Regions from separate parts of the Homo sapiens genome. Here all the other regions are linked to region 4. Evidence: chromatin loops called from intact Hi-C (ENCODE). Cell type or tissue: GM12878. All regions are shown on one strand.

What was found. A loop is a pair of places that touch in the nucleus more often than their neighbours do. Peaks named below come from ENCODE experiments on the same cell type or tissue, not always from the same donor. Only the 100,000 strongest peaks of a DNase experiment are listed, where the experiment ranks them.
Region 1: a loop joins it to region 4, with 6 times the contacts of the local background. A loop is called at or near these places in 2 of 110 quality-filtered maps.
Region 2: it touches region 4 in a loop (2.2-fold over the local background); 3 of 110 quality-filtered maps call a loop at or near these places.
Region 3: it touches region 4 in a loop (6-fold over the local background); 3 of 110 quality-filtered maps call a loop at or near these places.

Annotation. Positions count from the first base shown.
Region 1 is chr2:195,500,890-195,508,889 of GRCh38, reverse strand. No RefSeq gene overlaps it. Among named protein-coding and RNA genes, the nearest start is that of LINC01825, 28 kb to the left of the region's middle. In GM12878, no CTCF peak of the experiment used is centred here; a DNase peak (open chromatin) is centred at 3,009.
Region 2 is chr2:195,482,458-195,490,457 of GRCh38, reverse strand. No RefSeq gene overlaps it. Among named protein-coding and RNA genes, the nearest start is that of LINC01825, 47 kb to the left of the region's middle. In GM12878, no CTCF peak of the experiment used is centred here; a DNase peak (open chromatin) is centred at 3,283.
Region 3 is chr2:195,333,485-195,341,484 of GRCh38, reverse strand. The region is part of intron 1 of LOC105376755 (a long non-coding RNA gene); the gene reads left to right. Among named protein-coding and RNA genes, the nearest start is that of LINC01825, 200 kb to the left of the region's middle. In GM12878, no CTCF peak of the experiment used is centred here; no DNase peak of the experiment used is centred here.
Region 4 is chr2:195,406,248-195,414,247 of GRCh38, reverse strand. No RefSeq gene overlaps it. Among named protein-coding and RNA genes, the nearest start is that of LINC01825, 120 kb to the left of the region's middle. RefSeq lists an enhancer at 98-597. In GM12878, no CTCF peak of the experiment used is centred here; DNase peaks (open chromatin) are centred at 2,877, 3,867 and 7,257; H3K27ac peaks cover 1,355 bases.

The DNA of each region.
Region 1 (8,000 bases), 95 kb before region 4:
GAAAGTGAGCTTATGTGGCAGCAGATTGAGTTCTCCAGAAATCAGTCACCAAGACTGAGATTAGCATGTAGGAAGTTTACTGTGGCAAGAAGGGAAAGGATGCAGGATTGAGCTGGAAGAGAAGTCAAGTGGCAAAGCAGGCCCTGTGATAGCCTCTGCAGACTCCATGGAGAAACTTGGAACTAAAGATGCTCTGTCAGTGTGGCTCTGCATGGGGTTGAAATGACCCAGCCTCCATGTATCAGTCATTGGATGTAGACCTTCTTGAGAAGGGCATTGACCTAGACAAGGAGGCTCTTCGCAGCTGTGCCTGACCCTGAAGGACCTGACAGCTGAAAAAGCTGGGGCAAAAAGGCCTTCCTTGGCTCCAGCCTGACAGTGTCTACTACATTGGTTAATGTTGCAGGTCCACATAGCAGATTCTAGTCTATGAGGCAGGTTAGCTGAAAAATGAACCTCCTCCATGAGTCCTGGAAGGCTCACCAAGAGTTATTTTATTTTATTTTTTTGAGAAACACATGTTTACCAGTTTATGAGTCAGTACTACTATTTTTTGAAAATGTTTGCTACACAAATACACAAACAGTCCACATATCTGATCAACTTTCTTCTAGAACTACAGCCAAAGGAAGATTAGTCTGTAAACATGTGATCACTGGTATGCTTGGCTCGACTTCCTGCAGTGTATTCTCTGATAATACAGAAGTAGTGATACTGTATGGAAGTTTTAGATAATTTTCCTGTCAGTTTACATTTTAATCATATAATAACAGAAAATTATAAAGACAATTGGGAATGAAACCACCTTTGCAAAAATTATAACTGAGGAAATTACAGCAGGAAACTGTCAAACAGAGAAATTTGACATGGCTGACTCCATCTTGTCTGTAGCTCACATGTTGGCTATCTTTGCTCATTCCTGGGCGTGGGCAGAGCTAACTTTGGAAGAAATTAAGTTTATAGTTTAAACAATAGCCCTTCCCCCAAATTAAACTGTTCTTGTAAAACTATTGAAAGGCTACCAAGTTAGGATGAGAGGAGCTTGAATTCTAAATAATTACCAGCCATTATTCTGGAAGTCATAAGATTTGCAACTTCCCCAATTACTCTTGAAGATAACGTGACTATTGTAGAACCTAAAATTGGCCTTTGAGATGTCTTTTCAGGTTTTTGCATTTCTGACAATGGGATGTCCCCACTGGGACCTGACAACCAGTCCTGTGGCCCCCACCCAGGAGCTGAGTCAGCATAAAAGGACAGCTTCAACTCCCTATCAGTTCATCTCTAAGCCAACCAATCTGTGCTCTTGAGTCACTGGCCTGCTACCCACCAAATTATCCTTAAAAACTCCAGTTCCCGAATTCTCTGGGAGACTGATTTGAGTAATAATAAAACTCCAGTCTCTCACACAGCCAGCTCTTCATGAATTAAACTCTTTCTCTATTGCAAGTCCCTTGTCTTGATAAATTGGCCCTGTCTAGGCAGTAGGCAAGGAGAACCCATTGGGCGGTTTCAGGAACATAGAGCAGTGGACAAAAATAGGATGCTTAAAGCCAATGTAAATATTCATGGTAATAAGGAAAGTTTAGAGCAATCTGACCCTGGCATTGGCACTGGCAACAAAGAAGGTGGGAGCACCACGACAAACACAGCTAGAAAATGCACAGAAAAACCAAATTAAAAGAGATTAGATTAAGAGAGATATATAGGAGATGTTTGTTTAAAATATGGAGCTTGCGATTGAGGAGATGTAAATGAATCTACAACATGATGCCTCTTGTAGCCATTATCTTTGCAATGATATTAAAAAAAACCAGACACATTTCAAAGGAGAAAAATCACAAGAAATCTTGCAGCAAAATAGAAGAACATTGTAGATAGAGACAATGCTATCAAAAGCACAGTTCCTACGCAAAGGAAAAATTGCTTGTTGGTCTTTTCAAGGTTAAATAAACTAGAGGTCTTGCTTCTTGCTATGAAGCTTTGAAAAGCTTACTTTGAATGCAGACTCTATCTTAGGAAAAAGGAGGAGGGAAAGAAAAATGCCCTCATAGGAAGGTATATTTTGAATTGACTGAATATTTCTGTGAGAGAGTGTTTTAAGCAAGAAAATGTGAATTAGGTTTAATCAGCAAATTTAAATGCACGTTGCTCTTCCTCCATCAGTGAAATTGGGTCTCATAAAGTGGTTTAATTTAATTATAGAAAATAAAGAACATGGCCTTATTGAACTCTTCTGTGAAGACCATATTAATTTTTTCATGTTACAAATGTATTATTTATCTTATTGAAAAAGAATGATTCTTTTTTTTTTTTTTTTTGAGATGGAGTTTCGTTCTTGTGGCCCAGGCCTGAGTGCAATGGTGCGATCTCAGTTCACCGCAACCTCCGCCTCCTGGGTTCAAGCAATTCTCCTGCCTCAGCCTCCCCAGTAGCTGGGATTACAGGCATGCACCACCACGCCCGGCTAATTTTTTATTTTTAGTAGAGACGGGGTTTCTCCATGTTGGTCAGGCTGGTCTTGAACTCCCGACCTCAGGTGATCTGCCTGCCTCGGCCTTCCAAAGTGCTGGGATTACAGGAGTGAGCCACTGCACCTGTCCGAAAAAGAATGATTCTTAAATGAGTTTAGCATATATTTTTTATGTGATGAAAATTGTATTTACAATAAAATAAAGAACATCAGCCATCTTTATACACTGGAAAAATGATTTAATAAATCTTTCCTTTGAAAGTAAAACACATTGTATCATTGATCATAAGAAACCAGAGATTTTACTCCTCTATAAACTGGTACAGGTTAAATTTATCCACCAGCAAATACCTAAAACTATTTTTCACTCATCAACACTTTTGGCAACATTCTGACAATTATTATTCTGACACAGTTGTTAAAGTTAAAAAAAAAAACAAACCCGAAACCATTGCCATTATAACCCCATACTTAGGTGAATCTCAGTTCTCAAAATATGACACTCATACCCAGAAGGGAAATTGATTAAGTATAAAACCTGATGTATGTTTCAGCAGCCGCAGCAATCATTCATTTTACTGAACTTTCTCAAATTGTTAGTGGTTAGTTTCATTAGTGGTATCATTAGTGCAATAGCTTCTCACCTGTTGATCAGTGAAGGACATAGGAAATTTTTGTTCTTTTATCTGATGGCAAGATATTTTAAACCTTTATATCTTAAGAGAAATTTGGTTATGTCAGGTAGAGGATGGCAAAATTTACACATATTTTAAAGATAAAAAGAACATTAAATTAATTTCCAACTTGTCCAGTTTTTAAGTTAAACTTCTGGACTTAGTAGTATGCTCTCCAGTCTCAACTGTTAGTTGTATTTTGACAGGGAAGTTTGAGAAACAGCGATGTGGTTGCATGGGAGACAAAATTTCATCTTTATCTCCTAAGAGTTTTTGTCTGGGCCTGAGAATTAAATTGACGTAAGACATAAGCAGGAGAAAAACATACATAATTATGTGTTTTACATGACATGGGAGCCCTCATAAGGAAATGAATACCCAAAGAAGTGGCAAAACCTAAATGCTTATATAGTAGGTTGAACAAAGACTAAACTGTGTGGGAAGGCTAAAGGAAGATGAAATCTTGAACGAGGTCTGGCTGTACAGAATTCTCTTGGCCTCAACTCATCCTTGATAAGAATGTTACTTTCCTTCTGGTATAGGGAGGCCATCTTTCACATAGCAATTTCATCTTCTGCTCTTTAGAGAAAGAAGAAGGTCAGAGTTCTTCTTGTATCTGCTTCTTTTCAAGTGCCTCGAGCTCAAAAGAATCCTTATGCCAAGGTGGTATATTTTGTGGTGGCATATTCTGCCACCTCTCATTCTCAAATGGGATCTAGGAGAAATTTTTAAGCAGGGCAGCAGAGTTGTTTTGGGGACTATTAATTTGATGGTCATGAGGTTGTGCTGTGAAATATGGTAACCACTAGCCATACATGGCTATTTAAATTAAAATTCATTAAAACGACATGAAATTAAAAATTGAGTTACTTGGTTACTATAGCCATATTTCGTGTAATATGGCTTCATATTACACAAATAGCTTCATAGCTAGATGTGGTGACTGCATTGGATAGCATTTCCATCATCACAGGAAGTTCTAATGGACAACACTAATATAGAGGGTCAATTGGAGGGAGGAGAAACTAGTAACTAGTAGAAGGAAAAACAATGAAGAATTTATTAATGTAGGCCAGGCCCAGTGGCTGATGCCAATAATCCCAGCACTTTGGGAGGCCGAAACGGGCAGATCACTTGAGGTCAAGAATTTGAGACCAGCCTGGCCAATATGACGAAACCCGTCTCTACTAAAAATACAAAAATTAGCCAGGTGTGGTAGCTCCCGCATGCCTGTAGTCCCAGCTACTCGGGAGGCTGATGTGGGAGAATCGCTTGAACCTGGGAGGCAGAGGTTGTGGTGAGCTGAGATCTGGCCACTGCACTCCAGCCTGGGTGACAGAGCAAGACTCCATCTCAAAAAAAAAAAAAAAAAAAAAAAGTGAATTTATTAATGGCAGAGAGTATTCTTGAGACAAACATTTACACGCCATTATGCTTTTTTTCTTTTTCTTTTGTTTTGTTTTTGTTTTTGTTTTTGTTGTGAGACAGAGTCTCGCTCTGTCGCCAGGCTGGAGTGCAGTGGCGATCTTGGCTCACTGCAGCCTCCAACTCCCGGGTTCAAGCGATTCTCCTGCCTCAGCCTCCCGAGTAGCTGGAATTACAGGTGTGTGCCACCACGCCCAGCTAATTTTTGTATTTTTAATAGAGACGGATTTTCACCATGTTGGCCAGGATGGTCTTGATCTCCTGACCTCGTGATCTGCCTGCCTCGGCCTCCCAAAGTGCTGGGATTACAGGCGTGAGCCACCGTGCCTGGCCTGCTTTTTATTTTTGAGACAGAGTCTTGCTCTGTCACCCAAGTTGGAGTGCAGTGGTGTGATCTTCGCTCACTGCAGCCTCTGCCTCCCGGGTTCAAGTGATTCTCTTGCTTCAGCCTCCTGAGTAGTGGGGATTACAGGCATGTGCCACCACGCCCAGCTTATTTTTTGTATTTTTTTGGTAGAGATGGAGTTTCTCCATGTTGTCCAGGCTGGTCTAAACTCCTGGCCTCAAGTGATCCAGCCGCCTTGGCCTCCCAAAGTGCTGGGATTACAGGTGTGAACCACTGCGCCCGGCCACTGTTAGCCTTTTTTTACTCAATTCCTTTTGCATGTTGTTTTTTTCCTTTTTAACAATCATAGTTTGTAAGGAAGAAAAAAAATGAGAAAGCAATTTACTAAAAAATATTGTAGTTTAGACTTTAAAACATATTTTGTTATAATTACAGAATGTCAGTGGTAGAAATGACCTTCCGTGTCTTCGTGTCTAACCACCCACTTGACTGAATCCACTTTAATTAGTCATTCAGTTTATGGTTGAACACCCTAGGAGGTGAGAGCCCATGGTTTCCTGAGATACAAGATTTTACCTTGGTAGACTGTCTAGGTCGAGTCTGTTCTAAAGTGACGGATCCAGTCTTCTTGAAAGCTCAGAGCAAGAAGTCATGAGTACTGGCTGCCAGTCAGGGAAGAAACGGAGCCAGAGTCCGAAGGAACCCTGCTTTTTGGTCCAAGGTTCCAACCCTAAGAACACAGGCAGTCTCTGTCCTCTCTGTTTTCAACCTCACCTTTAAACAGAAAAAAAAGAGCATGGGCAAGGACTCACAGGCTAAAACTGATATGGGTTAATACGCTTTGAAATATTTAAAGTGCTGTACACGTAGAAGTTTTTATTATTACACAGCCATGGGGAATTGTAGTGACAAAATGAAGTCCAGGAAAGCTGACATTATGGTAGTGGAAACCCTTAGGGAGCTTAAGGTTATTGTTTCAGCAGGGCTGGCTTATAAAAGAAACTTGTTAAAGAATAAGACATAAGGTTATATGGGGTTATCAGAACATGTGTACATAAAGATGAATATATTCCTGGCCTAGGGGCTCAGAAAAAGGCACCTCCTTAAATATACGTCTTATTACTGGCTCAGGTGAGAACTTGAAAAATCCAGGTATATAATGCATTATAAAAAGTCTTGAGACAAGTAGACTTGGAGAATGAAACACTGCTATAAAACAAAATCCTAACATTTCTATTCAGCTTTCCATAAAGGGAAAAAGAACAAAAAGTTCATTTTCCACAGGTAAAGGCAATGACTAAGCTGACAGAATTTGTATTTTAATGAATAAAAATTTACCGAGGTGCTTGATTATATTATCCCATAAAAAATTTAGAAACAAATGTCTACAAATCCTGAACTTTGCTCTCTTTTTGTTGAGATGAAGGGAAGAAAAACTGCTGGTTTTCAAATTGGGACTAACACTGTGACAAAAAAAGGTATATGAAATTAAAGTACATTGTTAGAATTTGCCTATGCAGTTTGCTTTGGTTTTTGAAACTGTCCTCATTTATGAAACAATAATAATATATGTATAATCTCCTGGGTGCAGTGAAGACATTAAAATAAAGTAGAATTGCAGGTGATTTCCTTCAAATGTTTAAAATCTTTCTCTTATGAAAAAGGGACTGGTCTTCCAAAGCCCTCGCTCTTTATCTAACAAGCTGCTCTATGTCTACTGTTAGACACTCACTTTTCTTGACCTCAGGTTTCTCATCCATAAAATTCAGGATTTGGCTAGGTAAGCTCTGAAATGCCAATTTCACAGCAATAACTGTTTAATCCTTTACGAAGTCCATTTACTTATCTTTATTTTTCAGATCATAGTTAATTTTTACAAAATTCTGTTAGATATTATTCTTACACCATTTTACAGGTCTGACTTTGAGAGTGGGCAAGTCACATATTCTATTTCACAGCTTGTGCAGGAGACAAAGCCAGGACTTGGTTCACGCCCACGACACCACTGACCGTGTGCTTTCTCAGCACCGAATCACCTGTGTATCACCTGTGTGGCAAGACCTATGATTAACGAAAACAAATTTCTCAACCTGTTAGCGGTCACAGAGCATAGCTGGAGAAAGTAGCTCTCAAATACTATTTTTCATGTCTTTTATTTCTTAAAGGGCCACAGTAAGGCAAAATAAAGGCAAATTTTCTGTTTCAAATGGTAGTAATGATGTGAGTAGCTCAGCCGAGCTTGTCTAAAAATCCTTTGATCATTCAACTTTGTGTGCCATCAGTTTGCTTTTATTAAACTCTTTTTTTTTAATTTTGAGATAATTGTAGATGTACAGGCAGTTGTAAGAAATAATACACAGAAATTCCATGTACCCTTCATCCAGTTTCCTCTATTGTAATTCCTACATTACTGTGATACAAAAGCACAAACAAGAAACTGATGTGGAGACGACCCATTCACATTCAGATTTTACCAGCTTTCCATGCACTTACTTGTGGGTGTGTGTGTATTTTGTCTATGTATTTTGCCCTATGCAATTTATGACCTGGGTACATTCATGTGACGACCACCACAGTCAAGATACAGAAGAATTCCATTGCAAGGAACCCTCATGCTATCCTTGCATAGCCACCTAACTTCAATTCTTGGCAGCCACTAATTTGCTTTCCATTATTTTGTCATGTCAAGAATGTAATACAAATGGGATTATATAGTATGTAACCTTTTAAGATGGACTTTTAGATGGGCTTTTTCTTCACTCAGCATAATTTTCTTGAGATCTATCTAAGTTGATTAGTGTATCAATTCCTTTCCATTACTGCGTAGTAGTCTATGGCTTGATGAACCACAATCTGTTTAACTGCTCATGCATGGAAAGACATTTGGATGGCTTCCAGTTTTTGTCTATTATGAACAAAGCTGCTATGAATATTCATGTACAGGGTTTGTGTGAACGTAAATGTTCATTTCTCTGGGATAAATGTCCAAGAGTGCAATTTGTGGTTCATATGGTAAGTGCATCTTTAGTTTTGTAAGAGACTGCCATACTCTTTTCCAGGATGATTGTATCATTTTACAGTC
Region 2 (8,000 bases), 76 kb before region 4:
ACAAATACAATAAATCACAATTCTTATCTAGAAAATATGCAAAACAAAAAAAACCCAATGGGGTGACATCTTTAACTTGCTGGAAGAAAAAAAAAAAGAAACTATTAGCCATAGTGATGTGAACTGCAGTAATCAGAATGGCTAGCTTTGTTTTGAGTTCAGTGGTGGCACTCCTCTGTAGGCCAGGGCTGACAGTAGAAGATATTATAGAAGTGGGATCATGAAGAGTAAAGAGCATGAAATAATCCTGAAATAACGGAAGTCAGGTCGTGCACTTAACTATCAGAAGCAAGGTGAATACAATTGTTGTAACAATCAAAGGTCAGAGTGGAAGCCAAGCATGTCTGACCCAGAGTGAGCTGTGGAGATAGAGTATGATGTTCCCAAGGGCAAAACAGATGGGTAGTCAACAATGGTATTTTACAATCTATACAACCAAAAGAAATCAAGTATTAATGATTAGGAAGCTAAGAGCAGCCACTGCAATTTAATGTCATAATCTTTTGTTCAGTTGACAGACCTGAGCCAGTTCTTAGATCCAGAACCCATTGACTGAAAGGAGGTCAAATTCTTAGGAAGAAGTATCCTGCAATATAGCACATATAAGGAGTAACACTTTCATCATTCCTTACTCAAAGGGACCTATGACCATTTACTTGGATAATCATATATTTTGGAAAGGGGAGTACTCAAATATTTTGTTAATTGTTGGAAATAGGGTCTAAGCTGACATTGTTCCCTGGGGACTCAAAACATCATCCTGTCTGCTTGTTACAGTAGGACTGTGTGTGTATGTGAGGGTTAGGCAGAATAATGGCCCCTTAAAGCTGTCCTAGTGTCTAGAACCTATGAATATGTTAGTTTACATCCTAACATATGTTAGGTCACATATCCTTTTTCTACAAGGATAACGTCCAACTGAAAGTAGAGGAGACGAGGATTTCCAAGATGTGACTGTGTCTTTGCAAACCAACCCTAACAATGACTCCTTGTTTATTGTCAAGCATTGATTCTGCTGGAGGTGGCTCCTGTCGGCATTGGGTTCTTTCAGGGATACCTCTTTGGAAAGCTTATGACAATGGCAGTTCTAAAGAGTCCTGCTATTTTTCATCTTATCAAGCAGCTGACAGTTGTCTCTGCCATATTTGGGCAGAGCTCTCCACCACACTTGGGCAGAGCTCTCCACCGCACTTTGGCAGAACTATCTGAGTAGCTCATCACTTCTCTCATATTACTTGGCAAAGCCCCTGCTGATTCCATTAGAAGTTTTGATGCATCACAGCTCAGTAAGTAACATGTTTCTAAAGATCCAGGGATTGCATTAAGGGAACAGGCCTTTTGATATCTTTACTGAATTTTTATTCACTCAGATCTACTTTTCTCTTATGTTCCCTAAGAAGTTCTAATGAAAGTGTCAATCAGAGATGTGCTACACAATATGACAGTGTTAGCCACATATGGCTATTTATGTTTGAATTATTTGAAATAAAATAAAAATTTGTTTACTCAGTTGGCACTAGTCACATTTCACATGCTCAGTAGTCACAAGTATGTAGTCATTATCATATTTGATGGTGCAGATATGGAACATTTCCATCATTGGAGAAAGCACTATTGGACAGCATTATTAGAGCTTGTGGGCCTCTCTAGTAAGTATCTAGTTGACTGGTTAGATGTCTTAAATTCTTCATTACATGTATTTTCCTTCCCCATCACAAGAGGGCAATGAGTGGTATACACAAAGAGAACTTCAATAGACACTCTAGTTTCCCCAAATTTCCCAGGAATAGGTTTAATAATTACTCTGGGTTATAAATTGAGACAGCAACAATACAGTTACAAAGTTTTTACACTATGGCATCCATTAATTTTTTTTTTTTTTTTTTTTTTTTGATATGGAGTCTCACTCTGTCACCCAGGCTGGACTGCAGTGGTGCGATCTTGGCTCATAGCAACCTCCGCCTTCCGGGTTCAAGTGATTCTTCTACCTCAGTCTACCGAGTAGCTGGGACTACAGGTGCTGCCACCACGCCAGGCTAATATTTGTATTTTTAGTAGAGACTGAGTTTCACCATGTTGGCCAGGCTGGTCTCGAATTCCTGACCTCTTGTAATCCACCTGCCTCTGCCTCCCAAAGTGCTGGGATTACAGGGCCATTAAAAATTAATAGTTAGCATTTTTTTGCTCATAAACTATATGCCAGATACTTGACATGCAGTATTTTTCATGGCATCATGAATTGGATAGTATCCCCATTTTGCAAACAAGGCAACTAAGGCTCAGAAAGTAAGAATAGACTCCCCAAGATCATATACATTCTAAGTGGCTCTTTCTAATTCTGAAGACCATGCTTTAGGTCACACTGTGCTGTAATGACTTAGTTGTAGAAAAGCAATGGGCAATAAATGTCATTTGGTTAACATAACCTGAAATTCTACTGCAGGCGATTTCTATTTCTCTGTCATTTCTCCTGTTTTGATACTTCATGTTTTCTTTCCTCAATGTCTTGGAAAGTACTTCCAGAAGGCAAAATTTATACAGATTTTAATCTTTGTGGGATGAAGCACTCATTTATTTATAGTCTTACAGAATGTTATCGATACTTTTTTTCTGTTCCATGTAGTATTGTTTTTTTTCCCCCTTTCAGTTTAAAATACAGGCATGCACTTAAATATTTCTAATAACATGTGGTAAGGGCTGGGTCTCTGCAGATCTAAGATCCTCCTGTACCAAAATACAGATCAATGTGATGGCTTGTGATAATAAGGCTGCTCCTCACTCCCAGAGGAATTGTCAAATCCTTGTGTTTGTTGAAGCTTTGTGTTCCAACTTAACTATCCCTGACAATCTGTTTCTTACCTGTTTTAAGATGCTGCAGAATTCTTTAAAAACAAGATGGATTTTGTTTCTAATAACCATAATTATTTTTAAAAAGTGCCTTTGTGATGAGTTGCCTATCATGTGCCTGGTGAACTGAACTTTAAATGACCTTTTTGCCCTTATTATTGCAGCCGTTGCCTTCCAATTTTATATATAAAATATGAAGGAAAGGGAATTTAAAATAGAATTTATTGAGGTACACACAGCTTCAGCAGCTGCTGTTACAAGGGTATCATCAAATACCAACACTGACAAAAACCCATGGGGTCTATTTTCCAATTCAATCTTGAAGGAAATTTACAATAGTGAGTGTCTATGGCAGTTGAGGTTGGGTAAGATTTAGATGACTCATTTCCCTTATCTAATGAATTCAGGCCCTGCAAACTTTGCAAAAGCTTTAAACTGACAAAGCACCAAGAGAGTTGATGTGAAATTGAAAGACAGCTGGCATGGACTCAGAGCCTCTTGAGTTTAGCTCAGAAAGCTGCAAACCTGTACAGCTGCACAACTGTCAGGATAAAGATTCCAGCATAAAGATAGTCAAAATATTGCTACAGATGAAGAACTTTATGTCTAAAGCCTCTATTCCACAAAGAAGAGTCATTTTAAATAAAGAATGCACATGGCATTTTTACATTTATCTTCATTTTGCTAAGATAAAATAGATGAGAATGTTTCAATCTCCAACAACTTAGGTTAAAAAATTCAATTAAATATGAAAAATAGTTTTAAAATTTTTAAATGATCAAATCATTTTCCTGGAAGTAAAACAACTTTGATGTGGTTTTCCTTTTCAGGCTGTCTCTTTCCGATTCCTCGGTTTTGACAAGTCATAAGGATAATATAACACTTTGTTTTATTATGTGGTGAGAAACTCTTCAGAATGTTTCTGGGTAAGAGCACACTTAAATCATTAGGTGGGGAAACAAAGCTTGCTAGGTTTGGTGTTTTCAGGCAATAAATGATATCATCAATTATAATTTGTATACCCTTTTTTTAAGCAGAAACAAAACCCAAGTCAAATGGCATTTATGGCACAATTGACATTTTACTTATGGGAAGATAACTCAACATTAAAGGTATAGTTCGCTGAACAGTGATTACAAGGCTTATTGTATTAATGAGAACTAAAAAGTTCGACTACATATTCAAAGGATCCCCATGGCCTTTTATATTGCCCATCACAAAATCCTTTTCAAGCAATTTAAATTGTATCATGATTGGCTATTGGTATTTGAGAAATGGCATTAAACTCAGGCAAATAGTGAAATTCCACTGTATAGAATGGTATCTGTAAAATAAAATATAAATGCAAAACTGAAAAAATAGGAGATAAAATCACATGATTTTTACAATGACAGTATGTTGTTTAAAATGCAGAAAAAAATATGCATGAGTAGTTCCAAATCTTTATTTTATTCTAGGTGTTTTATGTCTTCTTAGACTGTTAGATCTAAAAAACTCCCTTTTCAATCCTACTATGTATAATGAGACTAAATCATAAACTATGTTTAATGCATTTTAAATTCATATGCAACTTGTCAGCACCTCCATTTAAAAATGATTTTACTTTTCATAATTTTATGACCACTTGGCTATAATATAAAATGCTAAATATATCAGTGTATGAAAACAAATTGAACTTGTAGACTGTGGACTCCTGTACATTACTCAAGATTTAGGTGAAACGCATGTAAAGCTTTTTCTGGCCTTGACTAGAAAGAAGAGGAGAGCCAAAAAACAAAGAGGAGAGTCAGTCTCTTCTTCTTTGTTTTTTCATTTCTGTACTAAAATTTACTATAGTACTTTTCATTTATTTTATTTTTATTTTTTAATTTCTTTTTGAGACACAATTTTGGTCTGTCGCCCAGGTTAGAGTATAGTGTTGTGATCACGGCTCACTGCAGCCTTGACCTCCCAGCCACGTGATCCTCCCACCTTAGCCTCCCAAGTAGCTAGGACTACAGGCATGCCACCACACCCTGCTAATTAATTTTTATTTTTGTAGAGATGGGATCTTACTATGTTGCCCAGGCTGATCTTGAACTCCTGGGCTCAAGTGATCCTCTTACCTTGGCCCCTAAAGTGCTGGGATTACATGTGTGGGACACTTTGCCTGGCCTACTATAGTACTTTTTAAAGTGTTTTGAAATTACTGTATATGTGCCTTCTTCCCTGTAAGAATGAATGACCCTGTTGACATCATAAATGAGGTCTTATTCTTCTCTTTAGATCCAGCAATTCAATGATGGCATCAAAGACTGGTTCTTTCACCTTTTGCTCTGCCATCCACCCTTATATCATCCTGAGGTTGGTTCTTGTAGTCATAGGATCATTGCCCATTTCCTATAGCATTTAAGCTGTATTTATTCTCACTTAAGCCTTCTGGGAGAGAAAGAGAGTGTTTTTCTACAATCATGGAACAATAGTACTTCTGTTCAGTCTGATGTACAATTGACCCTTGAACAACACAGGTTCGAACTGCTTGAATTCATTTATACTTGAATTTCCTCCCCAGTCTGCCACCTCTGAGACAGCAAGACAGATCCCTTCCCTTTCTATTTTCCCATCAGCCTACTCAACATGAAGATGATGAGGACGAAGAGCTTTATGATGATCCACTTACACTTAATGTGTAGTAGATGTATTTTTTCTTCTCTATGATTTTTAAAAATAACAGTTTCTTAGTATTATTGGCAAGGCTTCTGGTCAGCAGTAGACTGTTAGCAGTTATGTTTTTGGGAAGACAAAAGTACTATGCAGATTTCTGTCTGTGTGTAGGGTTGATGCTTCTAACTTCCATGTTGTTTCAGGGTCAACTGTAATAGTTTAGGTCCAACTCTGGACCAGTAACTGTCACCAGGAGAATGTCCTGTGCTGATTGGCCTAGGTCACAGTTCCTTAATCAATCTTGGGCAAGGGAGACATATTGTATTTGCTTAGACTCATCAGGGCCCTTCTCTGCAGATGGAATCAGTTCCTCAAGCTGCAATGAAACTTTATTGAAAAGGTGGTGAAATAGATGTTGGCCCTCACCTGTAATGTCTACTACGTAGAATTTTAGTATGCAGTATTTCTCAGGCTTATTGGGTTGAGCATGAACATTTATAGAAATTCTTCAAAGGAGCTTTTTGTTCTTAGGGTAGATAGCTTAGGAAATGCTGACCTGTAAGATTAAGTTAAAATTCCTTATTATAGCATAAAAAGCATTTTTGATATGGCCCTGAGTCTAGCTACTAGTTCTGTAGTCACTTCAAAGTCATGCTCTAGCAATAGCACATTTATTGCCTTTCCTATATCTCTCCATGTTTCCTACTATTTCAAGGCCTTTATTATTTGTTTTCTTGGTTGGCAAGTCTTTTCCACTCTGATTACCTTTTCATCTTTCAAAGTCAATCAAACATCCATCTCCTAAGAAGCCGTTCCTTCTATATACTATTTCAGCATCATGTACGTAATTCTTTTATTGCTTCCCATATAAAATTACAATTATATATTACAAGGCTTCTAAATTTTGAGTGACTGGAAGGGGGGGAGCACCTATGTCTTATTCATCTTTCCAGCCCCAGAATTTGGCAGAAGATTATTGTTAAATGTCTGCTCCATTGAATGGTGCCTTTAGTATGTTTTTGAAAATATTAGATCAGTACTACATTTTTATACTTTTATTCATGCCCAGAAGTATTAAATGTTTTAGTAATTAACTGCAAAATCTTTATCTTGTGGCTTGAATAGTAGTTCCTAAATCAACCTCAGAATCTGAGCTGTACAATTTTTCAAATTTATTTTTTCTGCCTAATTCATGCTGCCTAATTTCCAAGCTCAAAATCATAAATTAGATGTAGACTTTCTGATCAGGTAGTATTTGCAAAAGTTTAGCTAAAATAGGCAAAATTGAGAATGAATTTTTATAAGAAATGTCTGCACAGTTGAAGTATCATTATTATTATTATTTTGGTAGGATAGGGGTCCCACTATTTTGCCCAGGCTGATTTTGGACTCCTGGGCTCAAGTGATCCTCCCGCCTTGGCCTCAAAAAGAGCTGGGATTACAGGCATAATTCACTGTGCTCAGCCCAGATTACAGCTTTAAATCCTTCTTGGGATCACACATCCAAGAGTCCTGAACATATTTTCATAGAAAACAGTCCACGGTCCTAGAGCCTGTATTGTAATACAGTGTAAGGTGAGACAATGTCAAGGCATGATTTCAAAATGTAAGTTTTGAACTTTTATTCTTAAAGTGCACAAATATCTGTTTCTTTAGATTATAAAAGTTCAAAAGTACATTCAGGAGCTACTTAAAATATTCATGCTAACTTGCAAATATAGGAGAATCTGCAGGTCACTGTTTTTTTTTCTTGTTTTTAGTTTTTTATTTAATTTTAAATAGAGATGAGGTCTCACCATGTTGCCCAGGTTGGTCTTGAACTCCTGAGCTCAAGTGTTCCTTTTGCCTCTGCCTCCCAAAGTGCTAGGATTACAGGCCAGGCATGAGCCACTGCGCCCGGTCAGTAACTGTTTTTTAGTGTGTCAAAAACTTTTACTTAGGTTAATTGTAGTTTTAATAAACATTTTAAAAAGTTCACCAGGCCTTTTATATAAAGTCATTGCTAAGTGAAATGCAAGTTTTAAAAACTTTCTCTCCAAAAATACGTAGAGTATGTATTATACTGTGATATGAGCTTACTTAAAGAGGATGTTTATTTATTTATTTATTTATTTATTTATTTACTTACTTATGCAACCCAACATCCATTTCTCCTTCTCCTCTTAAACACTTCTCAATTTCTCTTTCTCACATTACAAGCAACCTTGGTCAAAGGGTTCTCAACTCTTCTAGGTGAGTAACCAAGGTAGGCTAATCAGATTTTTCCTAGACTTAATTTAGATGGAAAAGCAGTTAAAGTGGATTTACCCAATGATAGTGTCCAGGCAGAATGCCCATTAGTTCTTGCTACCTAGATTGCTAGAGATATTCTGCTCCTGTCCTTTCTGGCTATTTTATTCTTTGAGCTCCACCATATTCTTCCTGTAAATTCTCTTTCTGCTTAAGTTAGGTAGAGTCAGTTTCTGTTAGGTACAAAGAACCCTGACTATTACGGTAGTCAAGGTCATTTT
Region 3 (8,000 bases), 73 kb after region 4:
TTAACATTGGAAACGAACTTAAGCAGTGAGGAGAACTTAGAAACTGTCTAGTGCAACTTTCACCCAATGGACGGATCTCTTCCCAGATTTTCTGATAGTCATTTAACATCTTCATGGAAAATTCAAGGGAAGGAGCTATTTTAGGAGTCCTTCTTTCTTTTGTGGCATGGCTCTGCCTAATTCATCTATTAGCCCTAGTTTGCCTTTTAGAGAAATAGAGAGTAAAAATACCCACCCTTTGTTGAGTGTAAACTATGTTCCATATAATGTACTATACACCTTAGAGATATCATTGTTAATTTTTACAATAGTGCTATAGAATTGATAATCTTAGCTCTATTTTGTAGATTTAAAAAGTTGAGGCATTGAAGGCCAGTGATCTTTTCTGATATCATACAGTTAATATGTTTAAAAATGGTGAGATATTCTTACCAGTAATAGCCCTTTAAAATATCTGAAAATATGTGTTAGTTTTCTGTAAGCTCTCTTTTCTACAGCAAGCAATTTCTTTAGCTATTCCTTATATGGTATGAGGACTGTATGTATTTCCTCTCTGCCATCCTTCCATGAATATTTAAAAATTTCTTAATATTGCTCTTAAGTATAGCACCCAGGGATGAATACTCTTTTCCAGATAGATATTGCCTATCCTGATTTAGATATTACTCTATTATTCAGCCTAAGACAATTTTTCTGCAGCTGTGTAGCAAAATATTGACTGATGTTCAACTAGAGATCAACTAAAGCCTCTAGTTCTCCCCTTCCCCCCCTCAATAAAAATGCTGTCATGCCTGGCCTCTCCTGTCTTGTACACATGCAGGGCATTTGTTTGTCTTTTAATTATAGCATGTGTGTTAATTTTATTTCATGGGTTTCATCTTGGTGTTCTGCCTTGTCAAGATCATTGTGAATCTAAATTCTGTCATCTGACATATTAGCTCTGCCTTTCAACTTAGTGTTATTTGTGAATTTGATAACCATGCTTTCTATATCTCCATCCAGGATGTTGACAAAAGTATTAAACAGGAAAGGGTAAAGATACAATCCAGCAGCCTGATACAAGTGACATTATAGTTAATAATGCTCCACCTGAATGAGTAATGGCCTTGCATTAAAAAACTACAGCTTTGTTTGTATAGTATTTAATAGTTTCAAAGCCTTCTAGTTATCATATAATACATTATTATGATCTAATCCACTCTGATTGGGTGGATAGAGAAATTAGATTTTAAGGGTAGCAATAAGGGCCGGCTGTGTTCTGAGATTTTGGGAGCACTACAGAGTCTGTCTCTTCCCCAAGTTCCTCCTCATTCAGTTCATTGCCATGATGAATTTAAAGGAACTTTATTCTTGTGGTTTAAGTAAAATGTGAGTTTTGAATACTCTTAAAGTGCCATACTTTTGGGAAACCCCTTTGGGTCCCCTCCCATTGTATGCGAGCTCTGTTTTCACTTATTAAATCTTGCAGCTGCACACTTTTCTGGTCCGTGTTTGTTCCTGCTCGAGCTGAGCTTTCACTCACTGTCCACCACTGCTGTTTGCCGCCGTCGCATACCCGCCATTGACTTCCACCCCTCCGGATCTGGCAGGGTGTCTGCTGCATTTCTGATCCAGCGAGGCACCCATTGCCGCTTCCGTTTGGGCTAGAGGCTTGCCATTGTTCCTGCACGGCTAAGTGCAGGAATTTGTCCTAATCAAGCTGAACACTAGTCACTGGGTTCCACGGTTCTCTTCTGTGACCCACGGCTTCTAATAGAGCTATAACATTAACCGCATGGACCAAGGTTCCATTCCTTGGATTCCGTGAGGCCAAGAACCCCAGATCAGAGAACAAAAGGCTTGCTTCCATCTTGGGAGTGGCCGCCACCATCTTGTGAGCTCTAAGAACAAAGACCCACCTGTAACATTTGGTGGCAACCGTATGGTGATTCTCCAAAGCGGTGAGTAATATTGGACCACTTTGGCTTGCTATTCTGTCCTATCCTTCCTTAGAGTTGGAGGAAAATACTGGGCACCTGTTGGCCAGTTAAAAACGATTAGTGTGGCTGCCGGACTTAAGACTCAGGTGTGAGGCTTCCTGGGGAAAGGCTTTCTAACAACCCCCAACCCTTCTGGGTTGAGAGCATTGGTCTGCCTGGAAGCAGCTTCCACTTTCACAGTTTCCTGGGGGAAGCCAAGGGCTGACTAGAGGCAGAAAGCTGTTGTCCCGAACTCCTGGCATTGGCTGGTTGAGATCATGGCGCAGCCAGAAGTCTCTACTCATCAGTTGCCCATGTGTGCACCCCTACCTCTCCTTCTGACCCATACCTCCTGGGTCCTGACCACAACTTTCTTGAAAGTGTAGCCCCCAAGTTCTCCTTACCTCTGATTCTACTTTCTCTGATCCCTGACTCCTAGATACTAATGCTTCAGACTTTCACTTCCTCTCCTAAGTATTAGAGCAAGTGGTATCTTCAAAGGGATCCAAGGAAGCTCTATGTGGTGTCCTTAGGCAACTAGGCTATGAACCCAGGGAGTCTTGTCCCTGGTGCCCCTCCCAATTTAGGTATATAGCTCTTGACATGGACAGTTATGTGGGACCCATTCCTCACCACCCTTGCCAGGGCCCCAAGTTCTATTCTGAGCTGTGGCCCCAAGTTTGTAAATGGCTATGAGGATTGCTCTCCCATTGTGTAAGATGCTCTCCTCCCCCAATTGCTACCCTGCTTACCCCTCTGCAATACAATCTCCAAGCCTTGGCTTCTTGGCCAGGACCTTAGAACTGATAACCCAGTACTTTAACAAACGGAACTAGGTCTATGACAACATGATAGATCAGGATGAAAGTGAATTGAGTAAATTAAAGGGAGATGCATATTCCTATAGTGGCAAATGGGGGCAATGAGCGAACATCCTTCTGCTGTGTTCCCAAAATCCATCTACAAAAAGAGAGAGAGGAAAGAGAGAAAGAAAAGAGGGAAAAAGGGAAAAGAGAGAGGGGAAAGAGAGAGAGAAAAAGAGAGAGAGGAAAGAAAGAGGAAAAGAGGGAGTCAAAGAAAGAGGAGAGAGAGGGGAGAGAGAGGGGAAAGAGAGAGAGAGGAAAGAGAGAGAGGGGAAAGAGAAAGGCAGAGACAGAAAGAGAGAGATAAAAGTAGTAAAGAAAAAAACAGTGCACCCTATTCCTTTAAAAGCCAGGGTAAATTTAAAACCTACAATTGATAATTGAACATCTTCTCTGTGACCCTGTAACACTCCAATACCACCTTGTTGTCAGTATAAACAAGGGCATAGCCCAAAAGCACTGAGGACACTGACAATCAGTAGCCTTCCTATCAAAAATCCTTAACCCAGTAACCCACGGATGGCCCAAATGCATTTAATCTGTAGAGGCAACTGCTTTGCTAGCAGAAGAAAGTAGAAAAATAACTTTTAGAGGAAACCTCATTGTGAGCACACCTCAGAACTATCCTAAGTAAAAAAAGCAGAAAGGTAGCTTACTAACTCAAAAATCTTAAAGTATGGGGCTATTCCGTTAGAAAAAGATGACTTAACATTAACCACTGAAAATTTCCTTAACCTGGCAGATTTCCTAACAGGGGATTTAAATCTTAACTACCATACAAAAGTCCGACCAGACCTAGGAGAAACTCCCTTCAGGACAGGATGATAGATGGTTCCTCCTGGGTGATTGAAAAAAAAAACAAAAAACCACAATGGGTATTCAGTAACTGATAGGGAAACTCTTATAGAAGCAGTTAGGAAAATTGCCTAATAATTGGTCTGTTCAAAGGTACAAGCTGTTTGCACTCAGCCAAGCCTTAAAATACTTACAGAATCAAGAAACTCTATCTCAATCCTGACTCAAAAGGTTACCTACACCCCCTCTGAAACAAATTTGCATAAGAATTGTTGTTTATGGGAATGCATCTTGATGGGGCAGCTGGGTTGTTATGAAATACTCAGGAACCCAGCCCAGCTCTAGAACTCACCCCTGAGCACAAAGGCAATGTTAGGCATGGTGGTAAAGGACCACTAGAATCCAGCAGCCCAGACCCCTTTCTTTGTGGTCAAGAAAGGCGGGAAAACAGGTGTAGGACTGCTACATCGGTGAGCGTAACTAATCCGATAAGCAGAGGTCCATGGGTGGTTATGCACCCTGGAAAGGAATAAGCATTAGGACCATCAAGGATGCTCTATGACTAATGCTCATTGGAAAATGACTAGGGCTGCTGGCATCCATATGTTCTTTTTTCAGATGGGAAACGTTCCCCGCAAGGAAAAACTCCACTAAGATGTATTCTGGAGAATTTGGCCCAGTCAGAGTGTATGTACCTTTTACCCTGTCAGACTTGAAGCAAACTAAAATAGACCTAGGTAAATTCTCAGATAACTCTGATGACTATATTGGTGTTTTACAAGGGTTAGGACAATCCTTTGATCTGACATGGAGAGATACAATGTTACTGCTAGATCAGACACTAACCCCAAATGAGAGAAGTGCCACCATAACTGTAGCCCAAGAGTTTGGCGATCTCTGGTATCTCAGTCAGGTCAATAATAGGATGACAACAGAAGAAGGAGAGCAATTCCTCACAAGCCAGCAGGCAGTTCCTAGTGTAGACTCTCACTGCGACACAGAATCAGAACATGGATATTGGTGCCACAGACATTTGCTAACTTGCGTGCTAGAAGGACTAAGGAAAACTAGGAAGAAGCCTATAAATTATTCAATGATGTCCACTGTAACACAGGGAAAGGAAGAAAATCCTACTGCTTTTCTGGAGAGACTAAGGGAGGCATTGAGGAAGCGTATCTCTCTGTCACCTGACTCTACTGAAGGTCAACTAATCTTAAAGGATAAGTTTATCACTCAGTCAGTTGCAGACATTAGAAAAAACTTCAAAAGTCCACCTTAGGCCCGCAGCAAAACTTAGAAACCCTATTGAACTTGGCAACCTTGGTTTTATATAATAGAGATCAGGAGGAGCAGGCAGAACGGGACAAATGGGATAAAAGAAAAAAGGCCACCGCTTTAGTCATGGCCCTCAGGCAAGTGGACTTTGGAGGCTCTGGAAAAGGGAAAGGCTGGGCAAATCAAACGCTTAATAGGGCTTGCTTCCAGTGCGGTCTACAAGGACACTTTAAAAAAGATTGTCTGAATAGAAATAAGCCGCCCCCTCGTCCATGCCCCTTATGTTAAGGGAATCACTGGAAGGCCCACTGCCCCAGGGGACGAAGGTCCTCTGAGTCAGAAGCCACTAACTAGATGATCCAGCAGCAGGACTGAGGGTGCCCGGGGCAAGCGCCAGCCCATGCCATCACCCTCACAGAGCCCCGGGTATGCTTGACCATTGAGGGCCAAGACGCTAACTGTCTCCTGGACACTGGCGCAGCCTTCTCAGTCTTACTCTCTTGTTCCAGACAACTGTCCTCCAGATCTGTCACTATCCGAGGGGTCCTAGGACAGGCAGTCATTAGATACTTCTCCCAGCCACTACTTGTGACTGGGGAACTTTACTCTTTTCTTATGCCTTTCTAATTATGCCTGAAAGCCCCACTCCTTTGTTAGGGAGAGACATCCTAGCAAAACCAGGGGCCATTATACACTAGAATTAGGAGAAGGAAAAAGGGTAAATATATATACAGACTCTAAGTATGCTTACCTAGTCCTCCATGCCCACGCAGCAATATGGAGAGAAAGGGAATTCCTAACTTCTGAGGGAACTCCTATCAAACATCAGGAAGCCATTAAGAGATTGTTATTGGCTGTACAGAAACCTGAAGAGATGGGGTCATCAGAAAGGAAAACAAAGGGAAATAGAAGGGAACCGGCAAGTGGATATTGAAGCCAAAAGAGCCACAAGGCGGGACCCTCTGTTAGAAAAGCTTATAGAAAGACCCCTAGTATGGGGTAATCCCCTCCAGGAAACCAAGCCCCAGTACTCAGCCGAAGAAATAGAATGGGGACCCTCACAAGGACATAGTTTCCTCCCCTCAGGATGGCTAGCCACCAAAGAAGGAAAAATACTTTTGCCTGCAGCTAACCAGTGGAAATTACTTAAAATCCTTCACCAAACCTTTTACTCAGACATTGATAGCACCCATCAGATGGTCAAATCATTTACTGGGCCAAGCCTTTGCAAAACTATCAAGGGCCTGTGAAGTGTGCCAAAGAAATAATCCCCTACACTTCAGGCCATACATTTCAATCCCTGTATCTTTAACCTCCTTGTTAAGTTTGTCTCTTCCAGAATCAAACTGTAAAACTACAAATCGTTCTTCAAATGGAGCCCCAGATGCAGCCCATGACTAAGATCTACCGTGGACTGCTGGACTGGCCTGCTAGCCCATGCTCCAATGTTCATGACATCGAAGGCACCTCTCCAGAGGAAATCTCAACTGCATGACCCCTATTACACCCCAATTCAGCAGGAAGCAGTTAGAGCGGTCGTCAGGCAACCTCCCCAACAGTACTTGGGTTTTCCTGTTGAGAAGGGGAACTGAGAGACAGGACTAGCTGGATTTCCTAGGTCGACTAAGAATTCCTAAGCCTAGCTGGGGAAGGTGACAGCACCTACCTTTAAACATGGGGCTTGTAACTCAGCTCACACCTGACCAATCAGGTAGTAAAGAGGGCTCACTAAAATACCAGTTAGACTAAAAGCAGGAGGTAAAGAAATAGTCAAATCATGTATCGCCTGAGAGCACAGGGGGAGGGACAATGATCGGGATATAAACCCAAGCATTTGAACTGGCGGTGGAAACCCCCTTTGGGTCTCCTCCCATTGTATGGGAGCTCTGTTTTCACTCTATGAAATCTTGCAGCTGCCAAAAAAAAAAAAAAAAAAAGCCATACTTTTGTGTTTTTTCACTATAGCATTTATCACTATATAATGTATCTTATTATCTTGTTTATATTTTGTCACACTAGAATGTAAGCTCCATAAAGCAGGAATTTTTTCCCCTGTTTTTCTCACTGCTATTTCCATAGTAGATGTTTGTGGTAAATACTAAAAAAATATGAATACATAATTGAAAAGCTTAATTCTTAATTAAGATTGAAATCCTGCATGGTAAATTTTTATCAAGTTGGCTCCATCAAGGCATGAATGTCTGTGAACCAAATGTGAGCTCTCTGCTACTGATGTCTGCCTTCCTCCCTTGTGTTCTGTGTTAACCTCTGATGCAGGTTGTAGGAAGCTGGTAATACCTCCACGTTCTCCAAGTTTTCTTACACTTTCTCCATATGGCTGAGGTCTTCAGATTGCTCTCCATTCTAGACCCAATTTAAGTTTTTATTCCAATGGCCATTCTTGCCCTTCAGCTTTTCTGAAATGAAAAACACTTTGCCTTGAGATAGAAGTCCCAGATGCTGAATGCACACCTGCAGTTCCCATTATTGCTTATGTAGATTCTTCACTGCTCAGACTCCTTAATAGGAACTTGCACCTCTTTCACTTGGTATCTCAATGTGCTGTATGACTGTTGCTTCACTGCAGATCCATTAAGCTCTCAGGCCAAAATGAAGCACTAGGCTCATTTAACTGATGAAGCCCTTGTTCCTCTCATTTCTATCTCATATTCTTCTGCAATGATTCTAAGGTATTTCAGACAGGGACAAACAGGGAGGGAACATGAGGTTGCTGATACCTGGAAGATGAGACTCCTAAGAACAAGCATTGCCTACCAGCTGATTTTTTTGCACAGAAGGCCTCCACTTACATGATTAGGAAATAAAATACATACAAAAATACCCAAAGAACTTTTTTCTGCCTTATGTTGGAGAAAGAAGTGACCTAATTATTGTTTTCAACTACATGACGGACTGTGTCCATCTGTTTTTCTCCTCCACCAGGAATAGAACTAGAGGAAACAGGCTTAATCTGTAGCCTGAGCTTTGTAGTTTAAACATAAAGGAGAATTTCCTGACAGTGAGTAGTGGATTATAGAATTTGTTTCTTATAAGATTTAGATTTCCATCTGGCTGGGGTATGTTTGATGCAGTTGTCTCCAAAATTGGT
Region 4 (8,000 bases):
AGCTGGTATGTAAGCTCAAGACAAAGTCCCCTTTACTCTTCTCTCTGCTTTTCTTGGGCACAAGGGGTCTCTCCTTGTAGGCATCACAACAGTAAATGTGCTGAGTCACACCTGAAGCCAGTACATCTCAGAGTCTCATTAAAGGCCCGTTGCATGTGTTAATACCTGGTAATACTACCTGGTTACTGCTGCTGATTATTTAGGGCTAATAACTCTTTAGTTAGCAGGTGATGAATCCTGCCAGGCCTGGGTCCTTCCCTTCAATGCAGCAGGTTCCCTTCTGGCCCAGGGTGGGTCTAGAAATGTTCCCTGGGAGCAGGACCTGAAATGGGGTCCTCAGGACTCTGCCCAGTGCCCTATCTTACCATGGCTGAGCTGGCATCCAAGTTGCAAGACAAAGTCCTTTTTCCTTTTTCCTCTTCTCTCCTCGCGTGGAAGGAAGCTTCTTTTGAAGCTGTGAGCTGCACTGCGTGGAGTTGGGGGAGGGGTGGCATATGCACTCCCTTAGCCTCCCTGGCTGATGTCTCACTAGGTCATCTGCCCCCGCAAGTCCATCGGCTCCAAACCCAGTACAGCACTATGAATTGCATAGGAGTTGTAGTCCTTGTGGTCTAGACAGCCTTTGAAGTTTATTTAGATCTCCAGAGCCCTTTAGCCCATGGTGGTGAGGCTTGCTAAAACTCAAGTTCCAACTGCTGGGCTGGGTGATTTCCGTCTGGCTTGGGTCGGTCTCAATGCTTGCTCCATGGACACCAGCTGAGTTCTGTCCAGTGTTGGCAGCACTGCCTTCCAATGCAGTCCCACGATTGCTGTGCTCTTCCTCCCCCAAATGCAGATTCTCTCTCTGCACCACATGACTGCTGCTGGCAGACTGGCAATTCAAGACTGTCTTTCTTACGCTCTTAAAGTGCCTCTTACAGCGATATAAAGTTAAAACCAGGTACTATGATTGCTCACCTGATTTTTGGTTCTCATGAAGGTGCTTTTTTGGTGTAGATAGTTGTTAAATTTGGTGTTTGTGTGGGGAGGATGGTTGGTGGATGCTTCCATTCAGCATCCACCAATGCCGAATAGATCTTGCTCTGCCCACTTCATATCATAGATTTTAAGGAGGGCTTGTGGAAAATATACAAGTTTTGAGTTGATTCTCCGTAGTTAAAATTACCCAGCTCTATAGGGTGATTATTGTAGGCCTGACCCTAGAAGGCCAAGTGATGATGCTGTAGATGTAAGAAATTGGGAACCAGTATGTTTGAGTACTCACTCTATACAAGGAATTTCCAGCAGTATCTATTTCATATGATCTTTAAAATAACACTGTGAGATAGATATTAGTACTCCTAGTTTTGACTTTACATAAGTAGAAATGGAAACTTGAGAGATTAAGTACTTTCTTGAATTTTATGCAGCTAACAAGAAGGGGAGTTTATAGCTTAACTCTGATTTGAAAACTGGTATCTCCTCAACTGTATCAAGTTACTTGCATGCCCATTGACACTGTGCTTTCTACTTTGCCCATGGTCAATACTCACAGTCTCTTTTTCTCATCCCAGTTTTCTAAATGTAATACTGTTAGGCAGAATGTTCATATAACTCTCATATAAGATATATGGTACTTTGTGATATTTGTAGTCAGCTAAAGATATTTGATTTAGTAGGCAGGTATTTTTCATAGTATGGGACTTTTACCATTCCTTTATTTTGTTATGATTGGGGTTTCTTTCCCTATTTTGATTCATTATTTTTATTTTAAATACCCAGGCTATTCAATACTCTTGGTTCATCAAATTCTTAATAATCTACATTATATGTTAGTTCAAATGTTTTTCAATGAGTGAACATAGTTTTCCAAATAATGTAAAATATCAAGAACAACATGCTGACAGTCTTCCTCTCATCCTCCACCCCTGAAAGAAAACAATGCTTCAGTTCATACATAGGATTGTTTTGTAGGAGATTACTGTTTTATCTGAGAACAAAATAATGAATGAGGAGACAATAAAGGAATGTATCTTTTAATGGCTAACTCCCTTATCAATGCCCGACTCCTCATAGCCTAGAGCATATAAATATACTTAGTTGAATAATTTCTAAGTAAGTTAAGCACTACCATGTACCAAGTGATTGTTCAAGCCACTTGGAAAAGGCAGAAAGAGGTCAAGTGATTTCTAGTGATTGCTTCATAAATAATATGATATCTAGATTGATATTTTAAATTTTAGATTGCTAGAGTATTTGCAATTTTTAATACAATTTATCATGGTCTACTAAGGGGAAAAAGAATAACACTTTTCACTTTAAAGGCATTAGTGCCTTTTCAGAAATATAAATGTCTCATATTTATTATAGTATGGTTTTGATATCCTTCAAAGGAGTTAGGTTGTGCAGGGATTTTCCCAGGATCAAGAAATATAGCTAAAGTGAGTTCTATGTTTTTATTTATTTATTTATTTATTTATTTTTGGGACAGAGTCTCAGCCTGTTGCTAGGCTGGAGTGCAGTGGTGCGATTTGGCTCACTGCATGCTCCGCCTCCTGGGTTCACGACATTCTTCTGCCTCAGTCTCCCGAGTAGCTGGGACTACAGGCGCCTGCCACCACGTTTGGCTAATTTTTTGTATTTTTACTAGAGACCGGGTTTCACTGTGTTAGCTAGAATGGTCTCGATCTGCAGACCTCGTGATCTGCCTGCCTCGGCCTCCCAAAGTGCTGGGATTGCAGGCGTGAGCCACCGCACCCGGCCGGTGAGTTCTAAATAGCCAATGCAGTCATTTGCTTTTCATGGGTCTGATTACTCACTGACCAAACTGAGTCACCCTGATACACTGATAATTTTTGTGGGTTCCAAAATTGTTCCTCTGCTATAAACGTAAACCACTGCAATTACTTTACAACTGAATTCCTTTGGACCCTTAAGGCTAATTAATTTCACTCTGCTTCTCAACTCTGTTGTCCTTGGCTGCCATTCTCAGTTTCTATTTTCTCACAGACTTTAAATATTGCACTGCCTTGCCCTTCCTCTCCTCCTGGCACATCCTCTTCCTTTTCCAACCTTTTCTCCTGAGACTTGTGGAACCTTGTCCTAGTAAACAGATTTCCTTGAATTTTGCTTATACATATAATCCAGAAAATAACTTTTAGGTCTTCTAAATACTTCTAGAATCAGGCCTACTATAATCAGTTAGCCTAATAACTGGTGTCTTGACTTCCTCCACTCCTAGTGAATACTAAATACTAAATTTTAAGCTTTTTACAGCCTTATGTTAATAACATAATTTCGCTAAATAAAAGTCTCCATGGGCTACACAATAATTTCCAAATTCTATGGGATGTGCCATGTTTATCTCCTCTTAAATTCTCTCATTCTACATGCATTGCCTAGTAAAGTCATTTCAGATCATGTTTGCTAACACTGTTTCCTTGCATTAGAATATAATTCTCCACTTTCCTTAATTTGGAAACTCTAACATTATTTAAGAGCCATTGAAAATTTAACCTTCTTCAAGAAGCCTTCTCAATACAACTAATTTGAACCAGACATTCTTTCGTTTGTTCTTTTATTGTATTTGTACTCTTATATATGGTCTGTTTTGTGTTATATTTGAAATATACCTGTATTTATTATCCAACTGGTTGCAAGATTTTTAAAAAAAGGGACTTTCCAAGTCATCTTTGAACTCTTGGAATGACAGTTCAGAGGCTGAATCACAGCAGGTATCAAGGATATTTTGCCTAAGAAAGGGAACAGAGAAACACTGAAAAGCACCCAACAGAGGTTATGGTGAAGACAACCAGTGATATCTAAATACAGGCATAGAGTATGTATAAGACTCCTGGGAACTAGAACTGAGAAGACATTAGAAACACAGCGTTTTCATCTGCTTCTCCCTCAGGGGATGCATGGCCTATCCCATTTCTATCTCATATTCTCTCTGTCAGAGCAGTTCCTCTAAATCTGGTGACACAAATGCCCACACTGTTCTAGGATGGACTGTACATGATCTAGGTCTTTCAGCTTTCATCACTATTGAGCAACTTTCTGTAGTCTCTTAGTTCAAATAGGCCAGCAGGGGATTCATAAAGCTTCCATTTTTGAGCCAGGCCATAATTTGTTATAGGTTACAGGGCAAGCTAAGGATCGGCTTAAGCCAGGTATACCCTAGTCTAAACACTTTGCAAAGACAGGAAGGGGGTGGCAGCCGATAAGGTACAAAACATAAACATTAGTGTTGGAGGGACTGTTGGAGGGACTGACGGTTCCGAAGACTAAAAAATACTTAGCATAGTAGGTCTTCTGTAAATATTTATTGAATTGAATTGATCTAAAACGCTAATATGAACAAGATTTGGTTCAATTCTTACGACAATTAGTTTTTTCTCCTCAAAGAGTATGCTTAGAATAAGATCCTTCATTAAGTACTTATCCACTCCAAGCTAATTACACTATTTAATCAGCTTCTATTTATAAAATCAATTTGTTCACACAGTTTTGTGATTGCATACTAAATACATGTAGATTTGTGAACAACAGTTCTTTAAAATGGCACATAATTTGATGTTTTAAGCTCTATATTTTAAAAATGCAATTTTTGTCTAGAATTTTCTTCTGAAGATCATTGTTGGGTTGAAAAATATGAACACAAAAGGTCTTTTACTGCTTCCTGTTATCTGAGTGTTGGTTATATTATACTTTTGTGCTTAGATTTAGAGAAATATTATGGGATTTCCACACCCAGAGAAGCTTTGCTGTCAGGAAAAGAAAAGTAATAATAATAATATGATATAATATAATATAATAATAAGAGTACTTGTATTTCCAAATCAGTTGTGAAGGTTGGGTAAAATAATATTTGTCTGAAACATAGGAGGTATTCAACAAAGGGCATTATTTTCAAACACATAGCTATCAGATCAGTTTCCCTAAACTACTGCTTTCTTCGTTTTTCTCTCTCGAGGTCCTCTTCTGGTTCTCATGTTTTCTAATTGATTTCTTGCTAAATCCTCCATTTAAGTTGTTCCATCCCCCTTATTTTATCCTTCCAAGACATTCCAGTCTACTTCTGTGGCTTTGCTGTTTATTTTCTTTTCCCCGCTAATTTCTTAACTTTTATAAATTCTTTACTTGTTCAAAAGTTAGTTCAAATCCTACCATTTTCAGGAGAGATAGTCCTGAAATTTGAAATCAAGTCCTTGGATTTGAATCCTTACTTACAGGCTATGTGACCTTGAACAAGTTGTGTAATCTCATTTTACACATCTGTGAAATGGGGATAAGAAATTTGTTACTATAGAATCTCTTACAAGCACCCTTGTCCACAGGGATATTTCTCTTTCTGATTAATTTCACTTTGTCTGTACATGTAATGGAACAGACCTTATTTTCTTTTTCTTGAAAAACATGGTACTTTATGTTCTTCTTTTCTTGTCTTTATGCTGGTCCTGTCTCTTATGAAAACTTTGGCTCTATATTTTTAAAGAACATATTTAGATAGAAATGTTCTGCATTTTTAAAAGACTAGATTTTAAGAGTCGTAGTTACCAGTGGCCAGGTGACTGTTATATAGTGGTTAATGAGGCTTAATTAAATTGCAGGACTTAGAAAATTGTTCCCATTCTGTGATCAAGTATCCTTAAGGCAGTCATGACCCCAGAAAGGCATTATTCTGTTTCAGGGCAAGTCCACCTTGCATAACTGCTATGCTCTCCTCTTTCAGTTTGGTTTCAGGAAAACACTGGGAGGAAAGAGACCAAAAGGAGCCTTTGCTCCCACGGTTGTAGCATGCATTATTTGCCTGGACAATTAGGGTCTAAGTGCTGTCATTAGAGAAATTAAAGGCCGCTATAATCCTTCTAGTTTAGGCATCTGCTGCCTCTGGGAGTGGTGAGGCAGGCTGCTGAAGACAGTGGTGTTGCAGGCTTCTAAGTGTCTTTTGAGACAGGGAGACCATGACCGCTTTATTTAAGTAATAGCAACTGGAACAAAGACAATTTAGGCTGCAGAGAACACCATGAAAGTGTGTGCATTACTGTGGATATGAAATCTTGATGTTTATCACAGAGTTGTTGTTCTGTTACAGTTAATGATTCTTTCATAGGAATAAAGAGTTTTTTTTTCTTTTTCAGAGTAGAATATTGATTGTCCTATATCCCATTTTCTTGAAGAGATTCTGGCTTCTAATATATGTTCCTAAAAAAAAATTTATCGTCTAGTAGTGATGTCTTCATGTTTCACCCAGCTGTCTCATAGGCATGACTAAGCATCTATTTCATCACCTGGCTCTGGATGCCTCCTCTCTTTACCATTTGTGAAAGGCATTTGCTGATTCCTTTTGATATACCTGAAGTATTGATGCTAGAGAAATCACTTCCAATATAACAGCATCGTTTGCAGATTTTCACTTCTGTGCTGCCTCAAGATTATGGTCAGTGAGCGAAAGGAAAGAAACATTGGCTAAGCAGTCAGGCAGGGGCTTCCCTTGACCACCCTCTACTCCACTTATTGTGGATCCTTTTCCAGGTGTTATTAATATTTGGGGCTACTTGTTCCCATGATCTCTTCACTCATCCCTCTGCCCAGCTTTAAGAGCAGGTAGACAAGAGGTAGATCACAGTATAAAACTATTTGTGCTTAAGATTTAGTTGAGTAAATTATATAATCTACGTAAAGATAAGCATTTCCAAATTCTGACCTCCAGAACATATAAGAACTGGAGTTTAAACTGACACTGTACTTAGAGCTAAAGACCTAGTGTGCGAGTGGGTTTGAATACCCTTCCTGCTGAGGCTGAACTCTGGAGTAGCTGGGTGGCCTTGACTGCTGCTGCAGTTTTGAAATTGTAACCGTATTTAACCTAGTGTAGGTCCACAGTGCAGTGAAATCGTTTAGGATGAGAATGAGGCAGTTGCTTGAATGCCGTATTTTCTATTTTCTGATTGTGAAAGTTTATCTTTCTTTTGTTTGAGAAAGAGTCTTACTCTCTCGCCCAGGCTGGAGTGTAGTGAGATCTCTGCTCACTGCAATGTCTCCTGGGCTCAAGCGATCCTCCCACCTCAGCCTTCCAAATAGCTGGGACTACAGGTGTATGCCACTACACCCAGCTAATTTTTGTGTTTTTTGTAAAGACAGGGTTTCACCCTGTTGCCCAGGCTGGTCTCGAACTCCTGGGCTCGAGAGATTCGCCCACCTCGGCCTCCCAAAGTGCTAGGATTACAGGGATGAGTCATCGTGCGTGGCCTGAAAGTATATCTTTCTTTGTAACATATAGGTGGTTTCCTAGATATCTTTTGAATGATAGCCTGTTAGCTGACCACAAATGTTAAACTCTAATGAATTCATGTTATCCAAAGTTGTCTTAAAAACAGTGAAGTGAGAAAAAAATTAGAAAAATCATTTCATAAAAATTATGACAAATGTTCTGGGCCAGAGAAAATATTTGGACTTCAGATATATGGCAACTGGGTTATAAATTTTTTTTCTGGCTTTAATCCATGTACACATAGTTAAGAAAATAAAATTAATTTCAGAGCCAACCTTTGAATTTAAAATTTATCTTCTCCTTAGCCTTATCTTCGCCTCATCCAAATTATAACAAAACTTTATACTACTTTAAGTAGTAGAATGTTCAAATGGTTGGTAAACAAGACTCTGGATTATATGAAAACAGAAGGAAGAAAAGGTGAAATATATTTAAAGGTTAAATTCTTGGAATAACTCTCTTTTGATTTGGCAATTCTGATGTAATGAGTACCAAAAATGAGTCTGATTCAGGTACTCTGAAAATTAATTTTCAAGAAAACTGGATTGAGAGCATATTATACACTTTAATGCTACTTAATTAATATTTGCCTCATATTGTGCTGTTATTGCAGTTATATAGCCCATGACACTGATCATAATAATGATAATAATAAATAATAATAATGGGTCCTTCAATAAATATTTACTGAACACTTATTATTTTCTAGATAGTGTTCTAGGTGTTAGGAATACAGCAGTAAAGA